Regions from separate parts of the Homo sapiens genome. Here region 1 is linked to region 2. A link is a contact called in ENCODE Hi-C or POLR2A ChIA-PET data. All regions are on one chromosome and are shown on one strand. Each heading gives the region's core, a stretch centred on a gene start or an enhancer-like site at or near the end of the contact. The rest is flanking DNA. Distances are from core to core; before and after follow the strand shown. Region 1 overlaps UBE2H (ubiquitin conjugating enzyme E2 H). Region 2 overlaps NRF1 (nuclear respiratory factor 1).

What was found. A loop is a pair of places that touch in the nucleus more often than their neighbours do. ChIA-PET counts read pairs that join two places held with the same protein, here RNA polymerase II (POLR2A). Pooled maps may share reads with other maps.
Region 1: a pooled map shows a loop between it and region 2 (6-fold over the local background). The contact joins two enhancer-like sites. A Hi-C loop is called at or near these places in 2 of 50 pooled maps. POLR2A ChIA-PET finds 5 or more read pairs at or near these places in 3 of 52 experiments (GM12878, activated T-cell and activated naive CD4-positive, alpha-beta T cell).

Annotation. Positions count from the first base shown.
Region 1 is chr7:129,852,278-129,855,208 of GRCh38, forward strand. All of the region lies in intron 5 of UBE2H (ubiquitin conjugating enzyme E2 H), which reads right to left. Among named protein-coding and RNA genes, the nearest start is that of MIR183, 79 kb to the left of the region's middle. Within about 2 kb of position 1,599, at least 9 of the 41 ENCODE cell types and tissues checked have a DNase peak (open chromatin) inside an H3K27ac peak, as active enhancers do.
Region 2 is chr7:129,663,920-129,666,816 of GRCh38, forward strand. All of the region lies in intron 2 of NRF1 (nuclear respiratory factor 1), which reads left to right. Among named protein-coding and RNA genes, the nearest start is that of NRF1, 54 kb to the left of the region's middle. Within about 2 kb of position 1,257, at least 3 of the 41 ENCODE cell types and tissues checked have a DNase peak (open chromatin) inside an H3K27ac peak, as active enhancers do.

The sequences.
Region 1 (2,931 bases), core at 349-2,848, 190 kb after region 2:
ATGGGATAAGTGTTAAATTTGTATTTTAAATTTCTAAATGCCTGGTAAAATAAATTTTAGGTGCCTGTAGTCCCAGCTACTCGGGAGGCTGAGGCAGGAGAATGGCGTGAACCCGGGAGGCGGAGCTCGCAGTGAACTGAGATCGTGCCACTGCACTCCAGCCTGGGCGACAGAGCGAGACTCCGTCTCAAAAAAAAAAAAAAATTTGTATCTCTTGCCTAATCTCAAAGTCCTTGAAGTATTCCTTCTGTTGTAGTCAATTTTATTTGCCTGTTACTAACTCCCCAGATAACTCTAGGGGAAGACTTTTCCCAAATGTTGATTTTTCTCTCCAGCAAAATAAGAGTAGAAGTATCTAGTCCACTGGCTAGCAACCCTAAGAGTGAAAATGTAAACTGCCCAATTTCATAAGAAAATTGTCTTCCACCTCACTTCTCCACAACTTTTTTTTTTGTTTGTTTTTTTGAGATGGAGTTTTGCTCTTATTGCCCAGGCTGGAGTGCAATGGTGCAATCTGGGCTCACTGCAACCTCCGCCTCCCGGGTTCAAGCAATTCTCCTGCCTCAGCTGTCCGAGTAGCTGGAATTACAGGTATGCGCCACCACGCCTGGCTAATTTTGTATTTTTAATAAAGATGGGGTTTCTCCATGTTGGTTATGGCTGGTCTCGAACTCCCGACCTAAGGTGATCCGCCTGCCTTGTCCTCCCAAAGTGCTGGGATTACAGGCATGAGCCACCGTGCCCAGCCTACAACTTAATCCATCATATAAATAATTTACGAAGGCAGTCAAAGAATGAGTAAAATGAAAGCTGGAGAGAGAAACACATTTGCAGGGATCAAGCATGCCTGGTCCAGAAGGGTGGGATGAGAGAGAGATTAAAGCTGTATCGCAGTGAAGGCACCTGGGCCCCCAGGAGTGCAGGGTGATAAGCCAACTACAGATAAAATATATTTTGGAGAAAAAAAGGAAAACTGGAAAATAGAAGAGTGCTTAAAAAGCTACCTGTGGCTTAATGAACTCTCCTATCAGTCCTTAAAATTAATTTGTTTTGAAATGGAAATCCAGATCCCCTTGGCTACATTTTATGTTTCTCAGAGCTTCTGTCACTGCTGTCTGGAAGAGCAGGAAGGGATGCAAAAAAAAAGATGCTATCATGCAGGAAGCCAAAATCACTTTGGTCATCTGCTACTTTCTGTTTAATGTCATAACAATAACAATAGATAACTTCATACTTGATAACTTCATACTGATGGCAAGCATCTTACAAAATTAATCCGATTCCTCACTATAATTAGCTCTCTTGTAAGGTTAAATAATACAAAATTAAAAATTACTGGGTGAGTAAACCACAATTATACCAATTTTGAACTCTGAATAAACAAATTGCACATACACTTGGCAAAGAGAAAACAGGATAAGAACAGAAGCAATGAGTCAACTGGCTTACCAGAAATCAATGGCGGGGAAGGGTGTGAGGGGACAGAGGACTAAATTTACTGCTAACATGAATGTTGTTTAATATCAGGCTATGATTAACATACATCTGAAATTTCAACTGTGAATTGTTGTTACGCTACAAATATGTATACCCACAGAACAGTACATGTCCTGGGGCAAGGTAAATGGCAGGAAATTTCACAATCCACTCCCTGCTCCCTCATCGAATCTACAGCAGAGGAAAGTGTTGAAACAAGTTTTAGGTGCCAGGCTTAGCCTTTTGCTTTTCAGTTGAATATTTATGTTGACACGCCAACTTTCTCCTATTAGTTATTTAGTGTTAGTTTTTTTTTTTTTTTTTTTTTTGGCGGGGCAGGGGTTGGCGGGGGCAGTCCTTTGAACTAAGATTCTCTCAGGAACCACTGCAGGAAATGAAGTGATTCAGAACTCACCAATTATGAACTAACCTTCAATGCCAGAGGCTTTAACAGTTTCTAATAAAAATTCAGTTCAGATCTCAAGTTCAGATAAGTCTGAAAAAACACTTCAAGGTCATCTGAACGAACATATTCTACCAGTACTTTATATAATTGTATTTACCTGTTCCTAAAACTTTCCGTGAAAGAAATGTTGAATTTTCTTCAGAAATAGTTTTGAGCAAAATGTCAAAACAATTCTCCCATGCTCAGTGTACTTTTGACTATACTCTGAAAATATTTCTTCTTGTTTTCCTGCACTTACCTGTTAGTGTGCTCACACTCCTGTATTATGGAACATGTTCAGTAACTCATACACATGTAACACAGAAGTCTGCTTTCAGTTCACTTGGACCAACGTGGTTTAACTCTTGCTGCTTATTAAATGCTTTGCAAGCTAATGTAAGTACACTAACATTTTATAAATGTGATGAAAACTTACTCATGTTGGCCACTTTACAAAGTAGTCTATCAGTCCTCAAATAGTTAAACATATTATCCAGCAATTTCACTCCTAGGTATATACCCAAGAGAAATGCAAACATGTCTACACAAATACTTGTGCACAAATATTTATAACACTCATAATAGCCAAAAGACAGCAATAACCCAAATGTCTATTATCTGACAAATAATGTGGTTTATCTACACAATGAAATATTATTCAGCCATAAGAACTTCCGATACATGCAACACGGATCAACCTTGAAAACATTATGCAAAGTGAAAAAAAAAACAGTCACAAAAGACCACATATTATATAATTACGTTTCTAAGAAGTGTCCAGAAAAGACAAATCCACAGAAACAAAAAGCAGATTCGTGGTTGCCTAGGGCGAATAGTTAAAGGGTACACATTTATTTTTGAGGTGATGAAAATGTTCTAAAATTGACTGTGGTGATGGCTGCATATAACTGAATGTATTAAAAACTACTGAATTACACACTTTAAATGGGTGATTTGCATGTCTGTGAATTATAATTCAGTGAAACTGTTATTTTTTTAAAAAACCTGTT
Region 2 (2,897 bases), core at 7-2,506:
CTGGAGACCAGTCCGGTCAACACGGCGAAACCCCGTCTCCACCAAAAATACGAAAACCAGTCAGGAGTGGCGGCGTGTGCCTGGAATCCCAGGCACTCGCCAGGCCGAGGCAGGAGAATCACCGGAGCCCAGGGCAGGGAGGTTGCAGGGAGCGGAGATCTTGGCAGTACAGTCCAGGCTCCCCAAGAGAGGGAGACAGTGGAGACGGGAAAGGGGGAGGGGGAGGGGGAAAGGGAGGGAGAGGGTAGGGGAGAGGGAGAGGGAGAGGGATCCAATTTAAGGTTTTAAAATTTTCTGGGCTACTAAATGACTTAAAGCTGGGCTACATTTTATATCTTTCACTTTCCTGTTTACATTGAACATTTAGCACCATGGTGAAAAGACTTCATATAAACCATGCCTGAATGGGTATGGTATTAGATATTGATCTTAGAAGGTATTTAGAAAAGCTAGACAAGAAATTAATGATGAGGAGTGGCCAAAATACTACATGTTTTGAATATATGCTGTATTTAAGAAGAGGAAGACAGATTCAATGAACAACAACTTTATTACTGTCAGTTACTGTCCACTGTGTATTTCCGGAGTGGTGAATTTAAAAATAAGTCTTAGGGGCAAAACACTTGAAATGTTTGTAAAATATATTTTGTGAAATGCTTATGTGTCCCAGCAGAGGGCATCTTGACATAATGAATCCAGGTCCACTGCTTTTCTATGAAGGAAGATGGTTTTAAGACATGGCTTTGCTGTATTACTGTACTGCTTTGTGATAGTGTTAAGACCAGGCAAAGACTTTAATTTGACCCCTTTGTGTGGCACATGTGGAAAGTGAGACACAGCTGGTAGAAATGACTTCCATTTGATCATTTAATATTCAATTATTGAGGAATTATAATGTATAGTACATATATGTAACCTATGTAGATACTATGCACAAGGCAGGCAAGAGTTTGCTTCTTAGGAGTGCGAAAGGCTTATTGGGGGGAGAAAAGAGTTTGTTTCTGAAGGAGCTTTCATCCAGTGGTGGGGGAGAGCTACCAATAATAAAGTAAAATAATTTGAGAAAGCATTGGATGCTCTGAATAAAATAATGCGGGAAGGTAATGGAGAGAGAAGGACAGCAGATTGCTGCTAGTTTGGGTGGTCTGGGAAGGCTTCTCTGAGGAGGAAGGTTGTGACTGACAGGCAGTTAGGTGTCAGCAAAGGGAAGTGCATTTCAGACTGAGAAACACTGAAAGCAAGGACTTGCAGATGGGAAATGGGAAGGAGGCCAGTGTGGTTGGAGCCTTGTGAGGCAGGCATGAGTCAGACCACCCAGGGCCTAGGGGCTGTGTGTGGTAAGGAATTTCGAGAGGCAGCAGAGCACAGGGCTTACCTGCCCAGGCTCTGGAATCAGGCTTCCTGGGTTGGAATCCCAACTCCACTTAACCAGCGTGGGGATTTTTCTGAGGAGCTGGTCTGTAGCATTCATCATATCTGAAAGGTGACCCAGAAAAGGTAAATGACCATTCACTATATTGTGTTGCCTGTCAGAAACACTTCTAATTCTCTGCAGCACAGACAGCCCCTGATTATTGTTGATTTTCAAGAAAAAAAAGTTTATTTGTAGTGCAACTAAACGAAATCTTCAAGTAATAAAAACAATATCTCAAGTTGGTTGACCTCTTTTAGTATCAATCACCAGTATGTTGTTTGTTGTTGTTGTTGTTGTTGGTTTTTTTTGAGACAGGGTTTCACTCTGTTGTCCAGACTGGAGTGCAGTGGTACAATCATGGCTTACTGCAGCCTCAACCTCCTTGGGCTCAGATGATCCTCCCACCTCATCCTCGTGGACAGGTGCACGCCACCATGCCCAGCTAATTTTTTAAATTTTTGCAGACATGCCGTTTTGCCATGTTGCCCAGGGCTGGTCTTGAACTCCGGGGCTCAAGTGATCCTCCTGCCTTGGCCTCCCAGAGTGTTGGGATTACAGGCGTGAGCCACTGGGCCTAGCCCTAGAGGACTTCTTTTTAAACAAAATTGGATTTATTATTTCATTTTCTTTGAAATGATAAAGGATAGGTTAATAAAGAAGTGGAGAAAGATTCACGTGGTCTATAGACGTAATTAATATCTTGAGAGTGATAGTTTTGGTAAATTGTGCAGCAAGTAGAAAATACTTGAATATTTGAATCATATGGAGAAGTATCAAGATTGACATAACAAATGCATGTGCACCCACTGCCCAGCTTTGTCAGTTATTACTGCTTTCACATGTTTGCATCAAATGTTTTTTAAGAAATAAAAAGTACAGATATGGTTGAAATTCTCAGTGGAACTCTTTCTAATCCTGCTCCCTTCCCTCCCTCCCTCCACTGGGGTAACCAGTATTCTAGATTTGGTCTTTGTCATTCTCTTGCATTTGTCTATATTTGCTATTATGTGTCTGTATGATTAAACAATATTTAGCATTGTTTTGCATGTGTTAAATTTTATATTAATGGTATCACTCTGATACTATGTTTCTGTAATATGTTTATCTCGTTCAACATTTTTCTGAGATTCACCCATGTTGATAATGTGGCTGTTTTTAACTGTTATATGGTATTCCATTCATTATCTGAGTATTTCTTTTTCTGTTGTTGTTTTTTGAGATGGAGTTTCACTCTGTTGCCCTGGCTGGAGTGCAGTGGCACGATCTCTGCTCACTGCAACCTCTGCCTCCTGGGTTCAAGCAATTCTCCTGCCTCAGCCTCCTGAGTAGCTGGGACTAGAGGCACACACCACCATACCTGGCTAATTTTTGTATTTTTAGTAGAGATGGGGTTTACCATGTTGGCCAGGCTGGTCTCGAACTCCTGACCTCAAGTGATCTGCCTACCCCAGCCTCCCAAAGTGTTGGGATTACAGGCGAGAGC